Linked DNA regions of Mus musculus: all the other regions are linked to region 3. A link is a loop called in an ENCODE intact Hi-C map of the cell type or tissue named here. Cell type or tissue: heart. All regions are shown on one strand.

The links. A loop is a pair of places that touch in the nucleus more often than their neighbours do. Peaks named below come from ENCODE experiments on the same cell type or tissue, not always from the same donor. Only the 100,000 strongest peaks of a DNase experiment are listed, where the experiment ranks them.
Region 1: it touches region 3 in a loop (3-fold over the local background); 2 of 42 quality-filtered maps call a loop at or near these places.
Region 2: it touches region 3 in a loop (2.8-fold over the local background); 3 of 42 quality-filtered maps call a loop at or near these places.

The regions. Positions count from the first base shown.
Region 1 is chr9:94,469,158-94,477,157 of GRCm38, reverse strand. It overlaps Gm46148 (a long non-coding RNA gene), which reads left to right and starts at 3,922. Exons shown (of 3, transcript XR_001779353.1): 1 at 3,922-4,052; 2 at 4,193-4,359; 3 at 5,635-6,072. Gm31957 (predicted gene, 31957) reads right to left here and starts at 3,798. Exons shown (of 4, transcript NR_168505.1): 1 at 3,391-3,798; 2 at 2,979-3,237. In heart, no CTCF peak of the experiment used is centred here; no DNase peak of the experiment used is centred here.
Region 2 is chr9:93,774,969-93,782,968 of GRCm38, reverse strand. No RefSeq gene overlaps it. Among named protein-coding and RNA genes, the nearest start is that of Gm39401, 200 kb to the left of the region's middle. In heart, a CTCF peak has its summit at 4,949 (motif pointing left); no DNase peak of the experiment used is centred here.
Region 3 is chr9:94,610,478-94,618,477 of GRCm38, reverse strand. No RefSeq gene overlaps it. Among named protein-coding and RNA genes, the nearest start is that of Gm39404, 30 kb to the right of the region's middle. In heart, a CTCF peak has its summit at 4,399; no DNase peak of the experiment used is centred here; H3K27ac peaks cover 2,395 bases.

The DNA of each region.
Region 1 (8,000 bases), 140 kb after region 3:
TCTGACATGGTATTAGTCATCAGGTGTTTGGAATAATTGCTTAATTGGTATTGCTAAAATTCTAAATTTCCCTTCAGTCCAATTCTGTGGCTGCCAGAATTCAGGCAACCTTCTGCTTAGAAGCCCTTGATTAAATGTTATCACCACCCATGGCATCTTAGGTAACTATGGGTGGTTCCAATTTGTTGCTCCTGGCTTAGCTCTCCTTTAAGACTCTAGGAAACTATGTATGGTTGGGTTTTTTCTCACCCTTCTCTTTGATCAGGAGAAAACAGCCTTCAGTGTCCCTTTGGATATTCTATGCTTCCTATCTTCGAAGGCATATCTCACATTCAACCACCTTCATAAAATCTGTACAAGAACTCATCAGAAGCATTGGTTCCTCTACTGTCTCAATGTATTTTAGCACATCTTGGGTACATTAAAATTGCATTGTGTTTCTAGTTGCTTCTGCCCTATTGTTATTCTCAAGAAATTGTGTATTATATATATTTTCATTTTATAAAAATAAAACATATATACAGACTCTCACAAAACATTTTTGTGTGTTTGTAGAGGGAAAGAAGAAGACATATACTGTTCTTTATATTTTCCTATATTGCTCAGCAAATATTTAAAGTGGAGTAGATAGTAAACTCAGTCACGGTTCTACATCTATGGAATTGCACTTGATTGAAGGATCAACCTGGTTCCTGAAATGTAAAGTGGAAAGCAAAAATGGGCTGAAATTTTAAATTGAAATTTTCAGAAGTTATTAGTTTAGAGTAAATAATGGAGAATACCCAAGCCTAAAAGTAGTTGTAATAATGATACCGTGTTCAATATAACAGGGAGTATGGAAGAATTTGGGCTGGAAAAATGGGTAGGAAGCAGTTTGATTATTCAATAATTCTCAGTGTATGTGCTTCAGTTCAGAGAAAGCTACTGACTCATCTGGTGTAATTTAAGCACCAGGATCATTTCAGGAATGATGGGTGGAGCATTTGTGCAAGGGGAGAGAAAATAGGATACAGCATGTGTATCCTGTTCTGTAAGTGCCATCCATCCATGGTCCTGACTCATAGGTGGTACTTTCTTTCCAACAGTATTTTTGTATACAGATACACACACACACACACACACACACACACACACACACACACAGATGAGAGGAGAATTTGATCTTATACTCTACTTCTTAAATATGATCAAGGTTTAGAAAGTACAAGCACTTAAATTATTATTAAAAATTATCGTTAAAAATGATAAAAGTTAAAAAGTATTATTTGTGTTGGGGGTAGATATGAGCATGTGTGTGTGTGTGTGTGTGTGTGTGTGTGTGTGTGTGTGTGTGAATATGGGCCTGTGTACTGGGGCAATGAATGTGTGGAGGCGAGAGAACAACTGTCAGGAGTTGAGTCTTTCCTTTCCCTGTGGGTCCCAGGTATTGAACTCAGGATGTTAAGCTTGTGCAGTGTGCAGTTCTGCTAGCTGAGCCATCTCTCCAGCATCCCTATTCATGTTTTCCTTAAAATGCACACAAGAATTTCAACAGTAACCATCTTTTGACCATCTATACCTTACCTATTTTTCTCTTGCTTTATTCTGGAGAAATTCATGTATATTATGCGTGTCTCTAAATGATGAGGATTTTTTTTCTTAAAACATAACCATAAATAATTATCCAATGTGAATAGAATTGACAATTTTCTTTTTAAAATAAAATCCAGCCAGCATATAAGCCTTCAGTTGTCTTATAAATCTTATACCAATTTGCATTTACTGGAATTTTGTTTACATAGACTTACTCTTTTAAAAGCAGATCACATAACATGAATGGTGTGAGAGTCCGCCTGCTTTAGTTTGTGGATGCTATCTATGTTCTTTTCTTATTTCCTTGGGCTTCTTGCTGAAGAAGCCATGGCATCTGCTCTGTATTGCCCTATACTAAATCCTTCGTTAACCTAAATTCAAATAAAGCCTCAGGGACTACAGCTACTTGTAACTTAACACAGGAAGAAAAGGCAATAGAATTTATGGAAAGATAGACTGAGCAAGAGCTGTACAGTTTGAAGGGTAGGTAGTCTTTGCATATGGAAATTCCTTTGGCATTAAACATATATTTATTTATATGCTCATGAAATTTCCAAGACAAGTGCATGAGCTGTTTCAGAAATTAATTTTTAAGAAGTCCCCAGCACTTGGGTGACATAATATATAGGATGTCAAGTCTTTGGGGGCCACTAGGAGAGTAAATTCAAGGCCATGGGCTGAAGGTAAACATACTACACTTTATTAATGATAAATTTCAAGTTTCAATAACAAGTGAATAACTCAGTAAAATATAATACATCTAAAATGCTAAAAAATAAAAGACACAAGTTACTGTTGCAATATAGGGAACAAGAGAGGAACAGAGAGCTCTTTGTAGCTCCTGGGAGATCTGGAGGAGGAGATGAGGACCCACTGGCCTTAGAAAGCTGAAGAAGCTGTGTCCTTAGAGGGCCATCTTTCCTAGGCAAAGCTTTCTTTTAAGTTGCTCCTCCATGTTCACTTCTCTGAGCTCTCCTTTTGGCCTCCTGCTGTTTAATGCCCCCATGGTGAAGCCCCTGGTAAAGCCCCCATGGCAAAGCCCCAATGGCTTCAAAGACCCATACTTGTTTGTTGTTCTTGTTCTAGGCATCATTTCATCTCAGACTCTGCTGCCCGCTGCCGTCTCTGTGGGTCTGTGCTTTCAACCACACTCCTCAGAGACTTAAGTGTACCCCCACCCCCTACTCCACCCCGTGGCCTTCCTTGAAGAACAAGATCCCTCTGTCTGGTGTAGTCACTGTGTTTATTATTGTTTATTTATTCATTGCTCTCTGTTTCCACTCTTTGCCTAGGTGGTACCATCAGTTACCCAGCCTCCAAATCCATGAGTTATCTTTTCCTCTCTTCTCAGCACCTACTGGCCCCGGCTCCTGTGGATGTCATAAAGGGCTCCAAATGTCCCTTACCTGCCCGGTCTCCTCAGCTTCTCCTCTACCTGGAGTGACTCTAGTACTTTATCAGCAATTCCTCCTGCCTCTGATTTCTTCCTTTACACTAACTTCCACACTGCAACCCCAGTGGCTCTTGTTATTGGTTAACTTCTTTGTTTGCTCGAGACTCACTCCCGATACGATACGTAGGGTGGACTGTGGTTGATCTCTTAATCCTTCTCCAGCCTTCTACCTGCTGAGATTTCAGTCATAAACTGTGCCTCTCCGATGTACACTGAGAGTTTTGAAAAAAAAAAAAAAAACCATTTAAACTATCTACTTTGCCTTGCTTTTAATGAAAGCAAACACAAAGCAAAACAAATTTAAAAACAACAAACAAAAAACCAAAAAAGATAAAATGAAACAAAAAAACCCACGTTCCTTTTACCTGTGGAATAAGAACCTGAATTGGTTAAAATGCCTGGGCAGGTTTGGCAGGAGCTGTCTTGTTCTTCCACTGGCTCGTTTCTCACCAGGCTTCTCCCGTGGGGGCTTCAGACGCGAGGTCCCACAAACAAATTATTGCCTCTCATTCGTCTGTGCCCTTTCTTCTGCTGTTCCTCCTCCTTGAAATATTGACACCTTCTGTCTCCCTTCTCCCACCCTTTACAATTCTACTGCCCTTCGAGGCAAAACTAAAGGTCATCTCATTAACGGGTCCCCAGGATGATGGAGCTGTTCACCTGCAGCTTCCACGGAGTTCCGTATGCCCTTGCCAGCCCAGGAAGTACACTGTTCATCCTCTGGCTGCTTCTACACTATGCGTCCTCTTTTACATCGGGGGTCCTTTTCCTCTGATGAGCACAGGGCTGGGCCGGGGATGCAGTGAGCACGTGCATATTGTGATGTAGCTGAAATTATGCCTTGCTACAACAGTGTTCAAAGCAGTGCTAAGGCATCCCTTCTGAAGATTACCTTGCTAAAATATATGTAACATGAAATTGCTGCCAGAAGCAGCCAGCTGGGAAGCAGATTCATTGTTAGCAAGTGGCTGCAGTAAACACGCAAGGAGCAGGTCCCCTTAGGGCTGCTGTGTGGGAAGAGAGAGAGGTATCTTTTCATTCTGTGGGAGGCAAAGCTACCATTTTCTGATTAAGAAAAAAAAAGAAGACGACAGGCTAGCTAGCCCTCATCATCTGTAAGGCATCATTTTGCTTTCTGCCTGTTTTCTCTTCTCTCATGTGGAACAGATAAATGAAGCTTTGGGGACCCGTACTGGGAGGAAATGATGCAGCAGCTGGAATGAGGGAGTCACAAAAAACATTCTTTGACCTTAATACTCAGGACTCCCAATGACAAGAGCCTTTTCAAGAACTTCTGTATTGAAAGGTTATGAAGTCTAACTCCAGAGTCTGCGGTCTGTACCCCTGTACTTTGTCCCTTCTAAATGTTTGCTTGCTCTTAGCATCACCTTGGAGGCTGGGGATAGAACCTTGAGATTTTGTACATGGTTTAGGATTTTAAATACTGACTTTCTCTTTTCGTGTGAAACAGTAGAGATCTTCAGATAGCTGATGCCGTCAGTCACTCAGGCGGCTTTGCTTCCAGCTGCTAAAAATAGAAACAAAATATAAGCAGAGCATTCATTCACCAAGATTCACTTTACTTTCATGAGTGACTACATCCCGTGATAGGGACTGTAAGCCGGGCAGTAGTGGCACACGCCTTTAATCCCAGCATTTGGGAGGCAGAGGCTGGCAGATTTCTGAGTTCGAGGCCAGCCTGGTCTACAGAGTGAGTTCTAGGACAGCCAGAGTTACACAGAGAAACCCTGTCTCTAAAAACCAAACATGGTGGTGACTGAGCTTAGCTGATTGACAACCTTCCTTCTGCTACTCCACTGCCCCTTTGTGGCTGTGGACAAATTATGTGGCCTTGGACTTGGTCTCTCCACAGGCAAAACGGGAAATGCAATGATATTTACTTTGTAGAAAGTTGTGAATTAAAGTCATTTTTAAATTGCTAAGAGCACTGCCTAGAATATAGACAAGCATTGAGTGCTTATTAAAATATATGCGATATTCCTCAAGGAGCCCCGTGTCTGAGTCACGTGGTTGAATTTTAGTAGAAAATAAGGGTTGAGAACTCTAGCCTTGTCATTTTTTAATTTTTTAATTTTTTGAAGCATTGTTATCTATTTTCTTGTTTGATACTTAATACTCTGATGGTGTTGCATTCAGAATGGAACCCGAGAAAACTCACTTGAGAGGTGGAAGCTTAGAAATGAAGTTTGTTTTCTGAGCCCTCAGGGAGCCTGCCAGTTGGGATGTGAATTATGTCCCCAGTGGGAGATTATACAACATTTTTATAAGATGAGAACACAAAGCAAGGGGGATCATCATGGGCTATTGCGTTGAGCAATCATATTTTGAAAAAAGGAGTTATACAAGGAGGTTAGCACTGGTGACTGGGCCTTATCTGGTCACCTGGTTTCAGGGTCCTCAGGTCAGCTTTTGCAGCCAGCTTCCCTCTGGACTCTGACCTGGAATTTAGAATGATAAGGGAACAAAGTCGTGGGACAAGCTGTAGGTAGCCAGTTAGGTCAAGACAGGGAGCATTTATGACTTTTGAGCCTTAATGTAGATAATGGATAACAGCATCTTCCCTCTTCACATTCTTCACTGGTTAACAGACAAACAGGAAACACTCAAGAAAGCAGGATAGGAGTTGAATTCCGGGGCCTGGGAGCATGAACTCAGTTTTGGCCCTGCCAGCAAGATGGAACTTGCTCCAGAGATGGCTGGACTCAGGAACTGTCCTAACAAGGGAAAGGAGTGGAAAATGCAGCCACTGAGATCTGAATCAAGCATCGTGATGATCATGGACGAGCCCTCTGAAGCTGCAAGCAAGCTCTCAGTTAACTTCCTTTCTTAATTTTCCTTGGTCATGGTGTCTTGTCAAGGAAACAGAACAATAGCTTAATGAGCATCCTAAGCAGAATAAATATGCATCTGAAAAATTCAGGTATACACTGAGAAAAATGGGGGAGTGTTGATGTCATCGGATTTTTGAAGAGCAAAGGACAATGTGACATTGATGGTACATGACATTCATTCCAGCGAATGAAACTTAGGGGCTTTAAAAAGTTGTTGAGATTTACATTTGTGATTAGCATACTATTAAATTTTGTTGGTTTTTGAGAAACTGATTTTATTATTGTTCTTTGGATATTGAAATTTACACAGTTATACACAGATGTATGTATATAATTTTATTCTTGGCTCTGCTTTTCTAAACATTACTGCTGAATACTGAGACACACTGAGAAGTAGGTAAGGATTTTTGGTTTGAGCAACAGACTGCAGCTATCCAAGAGGTCAAGATGAGACAGATCCTATGGCTACCATAGTCCTGTCGCTTTTCTGGCTTGTCTTGTAGGTTATTTGATAGTCTCTAGCTGGTCTTCTAGACTTTAACCCCATTTAATTGGATTCTGTATCATTCTGAGGTGAAACTAAAAATCCAAAAGCTTTCTTGGTTTTTGGTACATGGAGCACCTATAGTGGCCTTTGACTATCTTGCCCCTAACCTATTTCTCTAAGCCCAGGAAACACAGCAGTATCAAACCCCAGACACTTGTGTTTGGGGATGAAATAGTTCTGAGAATGAACACAGTCCTAAGAATTTGGTCTATAAAGTGAGATCTAGCCATTAATTTGGACCCTAGGATTCAAGTTATCAAATAAAATAAACAAAACATATGTAATAAAAAACATGTTTCTTGTTTGTTTTGTTCCATTGATAAATTTTTCAATAAGACTGTACACTAATTTTACTTCAATGGCATACTTTCCATGTAAAATTCCCAATGCAAGCCTATTAGTGAAGTGTCCCAAATTTAATTTAAAATATTATCACCTGAGCCAAAAATGCTAGGTACTTGTTATTTCAGCTCTCTGGATACCAAGGCAGGAGAATCTAGAGTTTGAGTTACCTTGTCTCAAAACCAAACCAAAATAAACCAACCAACAACCAACCAACAACCAACCAAGGACACAACCATGCCTTCTTTTTTCTACTATACTACAAATTATAGTAGAAACTTAATTTTTTTTTGTAGGAATGTAAATTCCCAACTCAACCAACATAACAACTTATTTACTTCAGTAACAGTATCATGGTGTTGAGATTAGAAAAAAAGAAAAAAGGACATTAATGCAAAAAACAAAACTGCTAGTTTAGCATGCAACTGGTTCTGTGGGTTTCTTCTTGTTTTCAAACTGTGTTCCTGTGAGGATTTGCAAGTGACTCTGTTCTAGAAACTACAGCCTTTGTGTGGCTGAGTAACTGCTTAGTGGTGGAATTTGCTTAGAGTGTTTCCATTAGCTTTCAGTTTGAGAGTTCATAAGAGAGCAATCTTTCAACTGTTAGCTTTTCTTGGTGGTGATCATCAATTGCCAAAAGAAAAATCTGCTTTTTCAGAGATTAAAGTAAAAAGCAAGTAACACAGTCCTCAAAATTCTTCATACTACCTATAAAAACCATCATCCCTAATAATGCCATGGATTATAACTATAACTATGTATAATTATAACTATATATGCGTGTATGTGTGTGTGTATAATCCTATATATCAATACCATTGTAATACCACCAGAACCTCAATATTTTATAAATTTCATTACATGTACTTGATAATGAGTTAAATCTTCTTTCCATCTTTGCAGCTTTTGCATTTATTTTGATATCTTTTCTAATTACAAACTATTTTTAAAATTATATAGCATTTTCTTAAGAATGTCAGCATCTAATCAAGTCTGTTTGGGAGGCTGAGGCAGGACCATTACAAGTCCTGCCTGATTCTCACAGTGAGTTTATAATGTAAATGATATTGTCAAACGGTCATCCCCAGCACTTTTTGAGAGTGTACTGTAAGACCAAGATGAGTCCCCTTATTTCAAACCCAATCATTTTTATATCAGTGTCTTCCAAGAAGAGTCTCTCTGTCTTGGGGCACGAGACCCCCTGACTCTTTCAGTGCGGGGAGAAACAAGCACC
Region 2 (8,000 bases), 840 kb after region 3:
GGATGAAATAACTGCAGAAGCTAGATGAAGGCAGCAGATTAACTCTAAGAACTGGAGTTAGAAATAATTGTTACCTGCTATGTGGATGCTGGGAACCTAACCTGACATCATCCAGAACTTTTCCCCTATTCATTCATTCATTCATTCATTCATTCATTCATTCACTCATTTTATATCCCAATTTCTGCCCCCTCCCATCCCCTCCCACACAGTTCCTCCCTCCATCCCCTCCTCCTCTTTTTCTCAGAGAGGTGGAGGCCCTCCTAGGTATTCCCCCCTACCCTGGCACATCAAGTCTCTCCAAAATTAGGTGCATCCTCTCCCACTGAAGCCAGACAAGGCAGCTCAGCTACAGTAATGGATTCCAGTGACAGGCAACAGCTTTAGGAACAACCCCTGCTCCTCTTGTTGGGGGATCCACATGCTCTTATCCAGCCAGAAATGTCATGGCTGTCCCATTGGCAGACCATGCATTTGCTTATGGGTATGAATAGAATCTTAGTGTATCCTCTCTATCATCTGCAGAGATTCACCTGTCTGCACGAGGTCCAAACAAAACTGAGAATCTTCCCATTGGATATGGAATTTCTGGTCATTCTTCTATCAAGATATATGTATCTGAAATTGTCACCAGTTCCTCAGGATAGGTGGTAACAGTCATTATTACACTCTCTACAGAAGGCAAGGTAGGATACAGGGCTACTTAACAATGTGATGTATTCATTCCTTATTTCCCTAGTTTTTTCTATTTTTAAAAGAAGCAAGCCTTGAAGTTTAAAATGTAAAGACCTCACTTCTCAAAAGGGAAAATCTGTGTTCTGTGCAGATTTGGAATTGTGCCTCTGTGGTTTCTTGCTGATTACAAAACCCCAAGAAGGTATAGTCTCATCTGAAGCCTGGGTCATCCTTTCTAAAGTAATATATGTGGTGTCTCATTTTATAACTGAATGAATTAAAGACGAATTAAAAGAACTTTAATTATTATGTAAAAGTTTTTCAACAATCAAACTCTAGACGTGAAAGAAGATGAGCCTGTATTCCCAGAGGAAGGAAAGCATTATGATGAGCTGCTGAATGGTATGACTCCATCTTCTCTGAGGCCGACTGCAGACTTTCATGATCTCCAGTGCTATTAAGTGTACTTTAAAAAGGAGTACTCATTTCTTTATTGGCGAAGAGTTACTCATCTGTGTGGTAAACATACTGTTTTCTTTTTTTTTCTTTTCTTTTTTTTTCTCTAGTTAGTTCTATTTTCATTGAGGCAAAACTGTTGGCAGCTCGTTAGTGAACCATTTAGTTCCGCCAGGTGCACTGACAGTTATCATGCAGTTGTTTGCAGCCTGTGCTCCAATTACTCTTATTTTTCCCTGCGATTTGGGGAAATATAGAGTATAAATATTAAACATAAATTAAATCTCAGTATTTTCTGTGATTCTTTTTTTCTCCCTAGGTTCAATGATTAGCCCCATTTAGATCTAGCACCTGGGGAAGAGGCTCATCATTATACCATGATAAACATAACCGGAAACCTTATTTTATTAGTCCTGCCTGTCTTTAAGCACTCCATTACTTTGCATTTATTAAAAGTAATCTTCACTAATTTATACCTTTCTAAGGGACTTTAAGCTTTTAATATGCTGCTCTTCTAATTGGCTATTTGCCAGAGTATAAGGGAAGAAAACAAACATTCACACACTTGATGTCTTCAGTATTAATTTTCCTGTGGAAAACTGAGGATTCTGGGGGCAGTATTCACATTTATGTTAACAAATTGCACTGCCACAATGGAGGATGTTTGTAGAAGTCACGATTCTCCCAGATCAAAGATAAAGGACTTTATTTTTTATAGTAGATGCCGTTAGCTTCATGTCCTATGATGGGTACACAAGTCCAAAACTATGTGCAGGTAAGTAATATGAAATGCTGTCTCTGGGCATGCTTTTGTATATGCAAACTCACAGAAGCTTTAATTACCTATGCAAGAGCAGCTCCCAAGGCCCCAACCCTAACTGAAGAGATATTGGAGGTTGAATACTACTATGGGAGAGAGAGTCAGGTTTCTTCAGGAGTATAGCCACTGGTATGTTCCCAAAACCCCAGTGATAACTTAGCACTTATGAGCATATTAGAAGCACTGATTAGGTTAAGTAAGCTAACATAAATTAATAAGAACATGAATTTAAGAGAGAGATGGAACAGGGGCTCACAGGAAGGGTTGAGAGAAAGAGTGGGGAACAAATATTCTAATCTTTTACAAACTAGCATTTCATTCAGATTTAGTTTGGTGAAACATAGTAGGAAAACACATTTTATCAAGATAACTATTTTAGATGTAACATAGATTATACATAGGGTCAAAATCCAGACGAAGTAGACTCTGGTATACAAAATTAAAGGCCACAAGACCTGATAACCTAAACGCTGTGAAAATTGGTTTTAGAGTCTACATTTGGCCAGTGAGAGCTGGCTGGCCTAGTTTGCTTGTGAGATTCGAACTCAGGTCCTGAGTTAGAAAAGTAATTATGCTCCACAAACTCACAATAGGTTGCCTCATTCATTCATGCAGCTCCATGTCCTTTCCACAACTTCCAATATTTGCAAACCAGAAACATTCCCTGCTTTCCATCGTGAAACTTTCCTAGTAGGCTACCTGCCTCATGTCTCTCTGTCAAACACTTGTGGTGGTAATGACTCTGCTGTAGCAACTGTTACATGCCTTTTGTTTTGACGTTAGCATAGCCCTACAGTATTCATGCTTAACAAACATAAGAATCAGAACTTGTATATTTGTAGCTCAATAGATGTATGCTCTGGAAATCAAAGGACAAAGAACCAGCTAATTTTCATGGTCTAATGTTGAGCATCTAAGTGCATTTTTGACATACTCCGAGTGTTTCAATATTAATGATGAAAGTAAGAATTTAAGTTTTCTCAAATTATGAATTCAATCCCTAGATACTTATAAAATGTCATCAAGCTAAGAGTGTTCCCTATACCGAGAGTTTTAAAAAATCCCTATACAATATGAATATTTAAAAATCTATTAAAAGTTGCATGACTTTTTATGACCTCAGTGTTCATGGAATAGTTTCTATGAGATAATCTCCTTCATTGTTACTCTCTCATGCAAAAGAAGAAGTAATTTTGGAAGCAGCGCTGGCCCTATCAACACTAGTGACATTCTGCAAGGAGTGGAAGATCACATCTAAAGCTGAAAGGCAGGAGGCAGTAAAATTTTAAGGGACACACTTGCTGTAAAAGCTGAAGCAACATGACACAGATATTGCCACTCTTTCTAATTTTGACTGTGCCTGATAGACACTAGATTTCCCAACAATTTTTGCTTAGTATATGAGTGAGCTTAGTCTTAGATGGAGTATTTTGAAGCCCCAGATTGACCTTATAACAATGTATAGTGAAATGGAAAGAAGAAAGGAGTTACAGAGACAAAGTTTGGAGCTGAGATGAAAGGATGGTCCATGTAGAGACTGCCATATCCAGGGATCCTCCCCATAATCAGCATCCAAACTCTGACACCATTGCATACACTAGCAAGATTTTATCGAAAGGACCCAGATGTAGCTGTCTCTTGTGAGACTATGCCGGGGCCTAGCAAACACAGAAGTGGATGCTCACAGTCAGCTAATGGATGGATCACAGGGCTCCCAATGGAGGAGCTAGAGAAAGTACCCAAGGAGCTAAAGGGATCTGCAACCCTATAGGCGGAACAACATAATGAACTAACCAGTATCCCGGAGCTCTTGACTCTAGCTGCATATGTATCAAAAGATGGCCTAGTCGGCCATCACTGGAAAGAGAGGCCCATTGGACACGCAAACTTTATATGCCCCAGTACAGGGGAACGCCAGGGCCAAAAAGGGGGAGTGGGTGGGTAGGGGAGTGGGGGTGGGTGGGTATGGGGGACTTTTGGTATAGCATTGGAAATGTAAATGAGCTAAATACCTAATAAAAATGGAAAAAAAAAGAAGAAGAAAGCACACAGGGGCAATTAGCAGTCTCCTGATTACTGTACAGAATGCTGCAGATGGTTTGTGGCATCAAAATGGTAAACTTTCTGAAGCACAAACGGACAGATCCCAAATGTGTCTCTATTTTACCTGCACAGGTTTATTCCCAAATGAAACATTTCCATGAAAAATAAAAATCATATTGGACCTGTGGGATCAATAAGACTGATATAATCTGTCTAAAAGGGAGAGGATGGAGAACATTTCCTCTGATTCAGAAGTCTTCGTGAACAGAAAGAAGTCTCTGGGTAAAATGCATTTACAGAACCTGACCTATACTATACCTTCTGTCTACAATGGTCCCCTTCACAATTGGCTTTTAGGCAACTCATTTATTGTGAAATAAAACATTACATTTTAAAAATTCTTCATTGTTAAAAATGTCTGTCTGATAAGTAGGCAAAGTGTTTAAACCTGTGATACCTCCCCCATATTAGCATCTTATGGATGAATATAAGAATTTTTAAATGTTTTGAAAATTCTAACAGGCTTCATTTATATTATCAATTAGTTGTTGGATAAACATGCTTAGTTATCAAGACCAAACTGTGAGACCCTCTTTTAAAGTCTCTCAGCATCCAAACTGTCTTCTTTAGAGCACCAGCTTTTACAGTCATTCTTCAAAAAGACAATGTTATAACAGGACCTCTCTAGAATGAACTAATTAATTCATAACTTAATGGGACTGTCATCACTCCATGGGAACATTCTGCTGAGTATGTATATATTAGCATTTTAAGTGTAAGCCCATTCAAATATTCCACATTTATATGTTAAACTACATCATCTGTTCCATATTTAGGCAATTAACCTTTTACATTTGCATCAAGAAATGGTTCTTCAAATTATGCATCATTTTTACTTGTTTCTGTATTTTTTCTTTCTTCAATTTATCACTCTGGTCACTATCTTCTGCCACCTAGAGGATGAATTATGCCTTCTGGTTTATGTGCTGTGGCACCACAAACTGGTAACCAACATCTTTAACTTCCTCTAAGTCATTTGTCAAAAGCCAAAAAGATAATATCGTGCTGCATTTGACAGCAACTAAGCAGTTCTAACCAGGTCCTTCCTCAGCTCTAATTTAAAGGCTGATGTAGAAGACTAATCTAATCCCAACGGTTTAAAACAATCTCAGGATTAGAAGGACCCCTTCTCGTGATGCAGTCAACTTCCTACGTATCAGTTTGTACATAAGATATGGGCATTAACCTCATAGTCATGAGGAAGTGGTTGTTGTAGACAGCAGGAGAGAATACAGGTGGGGCAATTCTGTATTTAATCAAGGTTCCAAAAATAATGAAGCCAGAATGAGGTAGCTGGCAAAAACAATTAAACATAGTTAATTCATGCCAAACTATATTTTGTGTTTTTTTTTTTTTTGGTTCATTTCAAACAGGTAATGTGATCAAGAACAAAACACATTTTCCCTTGAACCACTAGATGTATGCTTTATTTTATTTTATTTATTTTATTAGTTATTTTTTATTTACATTTCAAATATTATCCATTCCTAGTTTCCTTTCTGAAAATCCCCTATCCCATCCCCCCCACCCCTGCTCCCCAGCCCACTCACTCCCATTTCCAGTCCTGGCATTCCCCTATCCTGTGGCATAGAACCTTCACAGACCGAGGGCCTCTCCTCCCATTGATGACCAACTAGGCCATCCTCTGCTATATACACATCTAGAGCCACAAGTCCTGCCATGGGTTTCCATTGTTTGGTGGTTTAGTTCCAAGAAGCTCTGGGGTTACTAATTAGTTCATATTTTTGTTCCTCCTATGGTTTTTAAGACTCCTTCAGCTCCTTGGGTACTTCCTCTAGCTCCTTCATTGGGGACCTTGTGCTCCATCCAATGGATGCCTGTGAGCATCCACTTCTGTATATGCCAGGCACTGACAGAGGCCCTCAGGAGACAGCTATATCAGGCTCCTGTGGGCAGGCTCTTGTTGGCATCTGCCATACTGTCTGAGTTTGGTGGTTGTTTATGCGATGGATCCCCAAGTGGGGCAGTCTCTGGATGGTCGTTCCTTTAGTGTCAGCTCTGAACTTTGTCTCTGTAACTTCTTCCGTGGATATTTTTCCACCTTCTAAGAAGGATTCTGAGCTTCTGGGCTAATATTCACTTATCAGTGAGTGCATATCTAGTGAATTCTTTTGTGATTGGGTTACCTCACTCAAGATGATATCCTCCAGATCCATCGATTTGTCTAAGAATTTCATGAAGTCATTGTTTTTAATAGCTGAGTAGTACTCCATTGTGTAAATGTACCATATTTTCTGCATCCATTCCTCTGTTGAGGGACATCTGGGTTCTTCCCGGCTTCTGGCTATTATAAATAAGGCTTCTCTGAACATAGTGGAGCATGTGTCCTTACTACAAGTTGGAGCAACTTCTGGGTATATGCCCAGGAGAGGTATTGCTGGATCTTCCAGTAGTACTATGTCCAATTTTCTGAGGAACCGCCAAACTGATTTCCAGAGTGGTTGTACCAGCTTGCAGTCCCACCAGCAATGAAGGAGTGTTCTTCTTTCTCCACATCCTCGCCAGTATCTGCTGTCACCTCAGTTATTGATCTTCGCCATTGTGACTGGTGTCAGATGGAATCTCAGGGTTGTTTTGATTTTCATTTCCCTGTTGATTAAGGATGTTGAACATTATTTTAGGTGGTTCTCAGTCATTTGGTATCCCTCAGTTGAGAATTGTTGTTTAGTTCTGTACCCCATTTTTAATAGAGTTATTTGGTTTACTGGGGTCTACCTTCTTGAGTTCTTTGTATATATTGGATATTAGCCCTCTATTGGATTTAGGATTGGTAAAGATCTTTTACCAATCTGTTGGTTGCCTTTCTGTCTTATTTACAGTGTCCTTTGCCTTACAGAAGCTTTGCAATTTTATATGTTTTCTTGTTTGTTTGTTTGGTAGCTGGGCTTATAGGAAATATATGCAAATTCTGACATTGGAAGTCTGCATTAGGTCATCAAGTATAACAAGAATTTTTAATGTCCTAAGAAAGTAAAGAAGGACCCAAGTAGTGCAAGAGGATGTCAGCCTGTAACTCTTCCTTCAGCAAAGTGATTTTTAACTTCTTGCTTTGTGAAAAAGACGTTATCTTGTTTGTAAAGGGTCTTAGTGCAAGACATGATTAAGAGTGAAAAGTAGAAGAAGGAGGAGGAGGAGGAGGAGGAGGAGGAGGAGGAGGAGGAGGAGGAGGAGGAGGAGAAGAAGAAGAAGAAGAAGAAGAAGAAGAAGAAGAAGAAGAAGAAGAAGAAGAAGAAGAAGAAGAAGAAGAAGAAGAAGAAGAAGAAGAAAAAGAAGTGTGTGTGTGTGTGTGTGTGTGAATTTTAAGTTAAACTGTTTTCTAGGTATTGTCCTGAGAAGCCTTCCTTTGATTTTCTAGTGGTAAATGTTTCTATTGGAATCATTCTGGAGTATTATTCCAACTATTCTTGATCACTAACTTTCAGTGTCTTTTTTTACCTTTGCTTTTAATAACTCTCTGAAATTTGCTTGTCCCAGGAGCCAGTGCCCTCAAGTTCTCTCCTGACTTTGCCTTTTGAAATGGTGACTCCTTAAGAAACCTTAAAAAAAAAAAAAAAAAAACCTCCAAATTCTGCCCCTAGTTTGACTTTACAATTTTCTTATAAATAGAAGATTTCATTAACCTACAATTTATATTCTAAACCAGTACTGTTATTCTTTAAAATACTTGATATTTGTTGAACTAATGCCAAATGATCTTTCCATCCCCTTTATTTCATATTTTAATGCACGCATAGTATAATTATCCATTTCAGTTAATCCTCTATATTTCAACAAATGCATTGTTAACATTTTTATGCTGTATGTCTACTGCCACAATGAAAATACCATCCTTTTAAAAATCCAGAATAAATTTTTAGAAATAGAAAAGCTGCCTAAAAATTATTTATGCTTCTAAAATCATTGACAGCTAAAATGGCAATAAACA
Region 3 (8,000 bases):
TCGTCAGTTCTGTATCTGGGGTGACTATATATATGTTTTGTTCATGTCTCCACACCCTTCCTTAAGTCATTTCTTACCAGGTATTTTATCACAGCAATAAGAAAAATAATTAATATAGTTAATGTCTTGCCACTGTGAGCCTAAGAACCTCCAGGCTAGTGTAGACTGTGTACACAGTAGTGCCTGCTCACAAGCTGCCTGACTCTGTTCCTGTATCTGCCATTGATAAAGTGCACTCACTGTGTGTCTTCTCGAGGACCTGTGGCCAGCTCAGAAATACATCACCCCATCCTCTCACTTCCACTGTCCCACTTACTCCCTTTCCTCAGGCTCTTATCGCCCCCATAGAGCCGTGATGATCTATCTCCTCTTTTCTGTCTCTCTGGGAAATGTGTGTGAAGTTAGCATTACAACCCTTAAATTTTAAATTTTGAAGCTGAAACAGCTGGCTGATCCTGGGATCCGTGCCATGTCCTTGCTGCCAGGGAGGTGGGAAAATCAACATCTGTCTCCCTTGTGATACTGGGGTAAGAGGCGGAGTCTCTTCTATAGAATGAACTCTGAAGAGAAAGCATTTGGATTCTGAATGCAAGGTGACATGTGACCTTGCTTAGCCCTTATAGCCCCCTTCCTACCCATGAATTCCTCCACATGGGTGGCTACCCTCTGTGCAGCCAGTCTCAGGGATTCTGTCCGTGTTAGCATTTGTTTCTGATACATTTGTTTCCTGTTTACCCTATTAGGCCAGATGCCCCAGGTTGACTTGCCCTTCCTATCCTCCCAGTCCCTGACAGAGTTCAATTCTCCTGTGTATTTCTGTCCACAGGTCAACAGGCAGTTCTCACACTTGTCCGTCATTAACATTCCAGTTCTTTGCTGCCTCCAAAGTTGAAGAAACTAGTTTCCAATACAAACAGTGAACACTGGCTACCCTACGTCATTCAGACGTAGGTAGGATGTGATGCTATGCAACAGTCAGGTAATGGGGCTTCCAGCCTTTTAATGCAGTGTCTGGGGAAAGTCTTAGGCTGGCCTCAAAGAGGACTATAACTGGATAGAGTTTTGTAGCATTTTCTGCTGACTATGTGCACAATGTATAAATTGTTGGGTAACATCTTTTATGAAAGCAGAAATGATAATGCTTCCTGCAGCACCCCCCTCCCCCACTGCCCACATTAGGCAGTTCTCACTCAAACATTGGGGGATCCCCATGGCATCTGGTCTCTCCCCAATCTGGAGGTCCAGTACAGCTACGTAGGTTTTTATGATGTAAGAGAAAACCATTCTATTTACTGTCACAACTTTTCTGACCAGTCAGAGTGAAGGGTCTTGTGTTTAAAAACTCAGTTTAGTCAGTCAGTTTCCTTGCAAATGCGAGTGAAGGGTACTGGAGAATGGACAAGTCTGTTTGTACGCAGACGCTGTAAGATCTAATGGCAGGTCTGTCTATCGCTCACAAATGCCCAGATAAATGGTGGGAAAGCTAATTATCTTGACATGATGGTTCTATGCTGTGTGTGTCAAAAGATCATGCTTTAATCCCAGCACTCGGGAGGCAGAGGCAGGCGGATTTCTGAGTTCGAGGCCAGCCTGGTCTAAAGAGTGAGTTCCAGGACAGCCAGGGCTACACAGAGAAACCAAAAAACAAACAAACAAACAACCCCCCCCCCAAAAAAAAACAACAAAAATAAGCAAAAAAAAAAAAACCATGGATATGTAGAACTATGCTTTCAAGTTTGTATTAGATGTATGCATGTGCCTGTGTGCCTGTGTGTGCCCGTGTGCCCGTGTGCCCGTGTGCCCGTGTGCCCGTGTGTGTGTGTGTGTGTGTGTGTGTGTGTGTGTTTTGGAGGGGGATGTGTGCACATGAGTTCAGGAACCCTCAGAGGCCCAAGACATTGAATTCCCTTGAAGCTGGAGTTCCAGGCAGCTGTGAGCCACCTGTCATGGGTGCTGAGAACTGAGCTCAGGTCCTATACAAGAGCAGTAGGGCTCTTAACTGCTGAGCCATTTCTCCAGCCTTGGAGTTCTTATATATTAATTAAAAAACAAAACAAGAAAAACAAACAAACATGCCCAGATCTCTCACATCATGGGGCCTAGATTGCAGCATAGAAAGGGAAAAGGAAAGGTCTTCAGTGCATCAGGAGTCTCTGCTTTCCTTGGATGAGTCACATCTCGGAGGTGACTCTGTTGCCCAGCTGAGTACCTCTGACCATGTCGAAGGAACAGACCTCTAATTCCTTAGCTCAATCTACCTCCAACCCAGTGCCTCTTGGACGCTGTGATAATCTCTGTAAACATCACGACTCCGCCTGAAATGAAGACCACCTATTGTGTATAGAAGCTCAGCTCAGTTTGGTTCTGTGGGGCCCAGCTTCACCATGATGGAACTGTACTAACCTTCACCTTTGCAAAAACAGTTGGTGCACTGATACAGTTTTTATAAAATCAATTCAATCTGGCTGGTACCTGAGACAGCAGGGTATCTACATTGCCAATAATTGCTTTTTCTGAGTCATTAGGGTTCAGTCTTAAAGGCCCTGACCACACATTTATCAACTATTTAACGTCCAATTGATGGAAATTAAGTCCCAGGCTAAGCAGTACTATGTATATTACTGAGAGGAGAATTAACATAGACTTTTCAGCCTGGAGAAGGTGGAAGGTAAACAACAAGGCCTCCTAAAAGTACAAACTGATGGTTATAAAAGAGATATAATGTCAAAAAGAGCATGGTGCTTTCTTTTCATTTGGGGTTGGATGTGCAGGATTAGAAAAAGAGACCAAAAAGAAGGAGTTACAACTGTTGTCAGGATCAAGTGATGTGTATTCCTGTGGAAATAGACAAACACCCTCAACAGCTGTGAAGATCGGGGCAACAGAAAGTAAAAAAACGGTTACCACGAGAGGGAACTAGAAAGCCAAGAAGTATTTAGAATATGAGGAAGGGCCTTCCGTGCTATTTTTGGAATTTCAGCCTCAAATGCACCAACAACGGACATGGAATATTTTCATGCTAGATATGGCAATCCTTAGATAAGTGCAGTTGTCCAGTGGAAAGTTTTGGCAGCCATCACTGGTCACCCCGGCATACTCCGGAAGCTAGGAAGAAAGAACGCACAGCATGTCACGAAGTGAGGACAGGGTGAGGGGTGGAGATAGGGTGGATAATGAGTACCCGAGTACAGAAGGGAGAGAGAATTCTAGTGTCCTATTGCGTAGTGGGGTAAATGTAGGACAGCTTTAAAGTAGCTAGAAAAGGGGGCTTTGGATGACGACAGCACAGAGAAATAATAAGTGTTCAAAGTGATAGAAATATGATTATGCCTGTCATTGTAGCTTGAATGCATGCATCAAAATATCACATATATATCTCTCATACATGTAGATTTGTTATATTTCAATAAAATATAAGCAAGCAAATGAAGAAATCGCAAGTATATAAAACCAGAACCAGTCATTAGTAGAACCTAGTGATTTAAGTGTGGTCCAAGTGAAGGAGGAAGGAATGTGAACATGTAGCATTCTGGGTAAGGGAAAAGAGGACTTTTTTTTTTTTTTTAAATAGCATTTTACTTGGGAAACAGAAAGTGCAGGGATAGAGGCAAGTCAAATTACATTCCAATATGCTGTGCATGCCTTCTGCCTAAGGAATCCGTGGCAAACACTTTACCAAAGCTGGAGAGCCCGAGCAGGATCTGGTCTAGCATCACTTCCCACTGCATGCTGGGTAACATACTCTATATCTATCACTAACTCTAGTAAGGTCTCTCGGGTCAGTGTTTTGGTAAGGAGCTCTTTATTCCAGGGCCTGACTGCCTGGAAACTCAGCTCTCATAATGTATAACTCCAAATTCCAACAGCATCCCTCAGAGGATCCTAGTAAGGTCAGTTGTAGGATACAGACCATTAGAATTCATCTGATCTCACCATGGCAAATGTGGCTAAGTGACACTAGTCCACAATGGAGTCCATAGCCACCTCCAGGGGCATACTCCCACACAGTGCTGAAGAATAGCCAAGCTTGACAACAGTGCTTAGGAAATGAGGGGAGGGGCTGTGGCATCCCACCAGAGAAATAGTAGCTCGGGCTGGGACGTTAAAGTCAGATCCTTCTGTTTTGTTTCTCAAGCGGGGAGATCAAAAAGGAAATAAAAACCAAAACCTGAAATCTCTAAGTCCTGCCTTGTTAAAGATGTGTGTGTTTGTGTGTGTGTGTGTGTGTGTGTGTGTGTGTGTGTGTGTGAAGTTAAATATTTTCTATCATGGGACAAAAAAAAATGTTCAGACTTAAAACCTGCAGAGTCATGGCTATCTCTTTTATCCTACAGTCTCCGGGGGTTGATTTAGACTTTCTCAACTACAGAGATAAAAATGTTCCAGCAGGGGTCTCTCTCTGCACATGGTACCAAGCATGCCTGACATCTGCATTCTCTCCATCTCTCTTATCCTCAGTGCCATGTAAATGGATGCCTGAGTAAAAGACGTCAACCTTCTTCTCTTATAGAATTAGAAAGCCACAGGAAAGATAGAGTGCAACATCACACTCACGATCCAGCTGATAAGCATGTTTGTTCAGTGTGTGCTACTCATCTAGTAAAATGCTTAGAATCCACACTTTTCCGTCTTTACACAGTGAGTTTAACACCTGTCTTGACTTCTAAACACGATTCTTTAATTTCCTTTGTTTACTTCCTTTATTTACCTGGGATACTGGATATTCTGGCAGATGGGTATGTATTTCATTAACTATTATTATTATTATCATTATCATTATTATTATGAGACAGAGTCTTACTATAAAGATCAAGCTGACCTTGAACTGTAGATTGTCTTGTCTCTACCTACAAGTGCTAGGACAATAGGCATGAAGCAATATGCCTGGATATTTTTTATTTTATGTTATACTATTTTATTTTATTTTATTTCATCTTGAGATAGGGTCTAATGTAGCTCAATATGGCCATTTAGGTGAGGATGACCCTAACTCCCAATTCTCCTTCATAAATACTGGGATTACTGGAATGTATCACCACGCCCAGCTTCTTTCATAGACTTTAATATGTGTTTTCCAACTGCTTCAGCTACTTTTCTATTGCTGTGATCCAACACCATGACAAATGCAACTTTAAAAAGAAAGTATTTAATTTGGCTTAAGGTTTCGGAGAATTAGAGTCTATGGCAGTGGAACAAAGGAACAACTGAGAGCTACTGTCTTGAATGACAACAATAACAAGGATGGGGTAGATCATGCGTTCTGGTACCGGTGGGAGTCCTTTTGATATCTCAAAGTCCCCAGTGACATACTTTCTCCAACCACGTCACACCTCATAATCCTTCCCAAGCAGCCCCGCCAACCTTGGACCACATATTCCAATATATGAGCCTATAAAATATAGGCAATATAGCCTATAAAATATAGGGCCATTCTTATTCAAACCACCACCTAGCCAACTAATGCTTAGTGTGTGTGTGTGTGTGTGTGTGTGTGTGTGTGAGCATTAAACAGGCAGAGTTGGAACCTTGGTGTACTATCCAACAGAAGCCTTGCCTTGTTTGAAGTGAAGGTTAGGCATCAAGAACCTTTGCACTGGTTTTTGTTTATGAGCTTGAAGAAAGAGGAGTAGTGATTGATGGGTGTTCACGCTCCTGAGAGGGATCCTGAAGGGGGATGGATGACCTATAATTCTGGTGGTCACAGTGGGCAGAACCTCGGGGCTAAAACCATGTTTGCCTTCCTCTTTATTCTTGCTGTCAACTGGTTTACTCAACCTCTAAAGACCAAAGATCAAGGTCATCTCTAGCTATGTAGTAAGTATAAGGTCATCCCCTTAGAATGCTATCAACTAAAATGTACTGCCCAGGTGAAACAGACATCACTTACAAATTAAACGATGTTTGTACTGGCTAGTTTTGTGTCAACTTGACACAGCTGGAGTTATCACAGAGAAAGGAGCTTCAGTTGAGGAAATGTCTCCATGAGATCCAGCTGTAAGGCATTTTCTCAGTTAAAGGGGAAAGGCCCCTTGTGGGTGGGACCACCTCTGGGCTGGTAGTCTTGGGTTCTATAAGAGAGCAGGCTGAGCAAGCCAGGGAAGGCAAGCCAGTAAAGAACATCCCTCCATGGCCTCTGCATCAGCTCCTGCTTTCTGACCTGCTTGAGTTCCAGTCCTGACTTCTTTTGGTGATGAACAGCAGTATGGAAGTGTAAGCCGAATAAACCCTTTCCTCCTCAACTTGCTTCTTGGTCATGATGTTTGTGCAGGAATAGAAACCCTGACTAAGACAATGTTAAAGTTGGAAAGCGGACTGACTGACTCTATTGCCTCCCTTTGGATCCCTTTCCTCCTAGCCAGACTGCCTTCTCTGGCCTCGGTGGGAGAAGAAGTGCTTAGTCCTATTGTGACTTCATGAGCCAGGAAGGATTGGTACCCATGGGGACTTTTCCTTCACAAAGGAGAAGTGGAGTTGTGGTAATGGTGAGAAGGAGGTGTGAAGGTGTAGAACTGGGAGGAAAGGAGGGAGATAGGGTTGCAATAGTGATGTAAAGTTAATAATTAATAAATTAGTAAATTAAGGGGAAAAGAAATAAAAAAACAAATGTTCTGTTAAAATTCCTAAAACCATACTTCTGCAAGTACCCGGACTGCTGGTTTGATTTCTGTACTTTCATCTCAAGCTTTTGTTATTCTTTTGCTTTGCTTCTTTATGATATCCACCATTATGTATCTCCTTTTCTGCTTCCATTTTTCAGTCTTTATTCTGTTATGTTTGAAGCATCATTTAATTCTAGAAAACAATTAAACATCTTACTGGCCCCTTTTGATTTCATATATATATCATATATATGTATTCCATATATATATGATTATATATATATATATATAGTCCCTTCACTAAAAGTTAATATTGGGCCATAAAAACTTCAATCCTGATTGATAATAGAACACAGAAAATATTAAGTGAAAATGCTTTATTCCAAGTGACATTGCCACTTACTCTTTAAGAGTATTAAAGAATTACCTTAATTCCCTCATGGTGGAAAAAAAGGCCATTAAGCTTCTGTAATGAAGGAAATATATATTTATAATGGAGCAAATGGCACTGTGCCTTTGTCTGAAGCAATCTCGATGTCCAATAAAGAAAAGCCATATTCAAATGTGGTGCCTCTGAACACCAGATATTATAAGAATTCCTAGTCAGCAGGATGTCTTGCCAAAAGCACTCCACAAATTGATTTAGGCTGTCTCACTAAATTGTGGCTCATTCAAAATCTTCCTCCAGTATGAAAATCAGCACCTGGTCAATTCCAGTCCAGACCTTGGCATCCAGTCATGTCTCCCCCGGGGTTCTGCATTGCATGCAGAGCATGCGCACTGCTTCTGGGAGCATGCCCACTGCTGGGGCTCATGTGCTCCCTCCTGCCTCCCGCTTTCCTGTGTGAGCCATAGCTTCACCCTCTGTTTGGTTACTGTTTTCTTTCTCCATTGCTTGTTCAGTTTCTATATAATCATTCCTTTTTGCTCTGACCCTTTATTTCTGCCTCCACCTATTTTTTCCCTGGGTAACCCTCTTTGATACCAATTGACAGTCTAAGTTTGTTTTTTTTTTTTTTTTTTACTTTCCAGAGGTTTCTGTTGCCATAGTGATGTTTCATGATTATCATGCCCATGACAACTTCCCGTGGCACTCTGGTTGCTATAACAATACCAATCAGTAGAGAAATCTGTGGGAACTTGTGACAAAGATGCTAGTTCACACCTCTGTGAGAGGCAGTTTGCTGGGAGACGCTTCATATTTAATAGTTGTTCATAGCACACACACACACACAAAAGAGAGTGCACAAATAAGGGCAACTCATTTTTCCTGGATTAAAACATTATGATACTAAGGCTTGTGTTTCACATCTTGAAAAGAATTCCTCCCTTTGTCTAGGCTTTTGTCTGGTCTTTCTTCCTACTTAAAAATCTTTGATAGAAATATAATCTATAATTTAA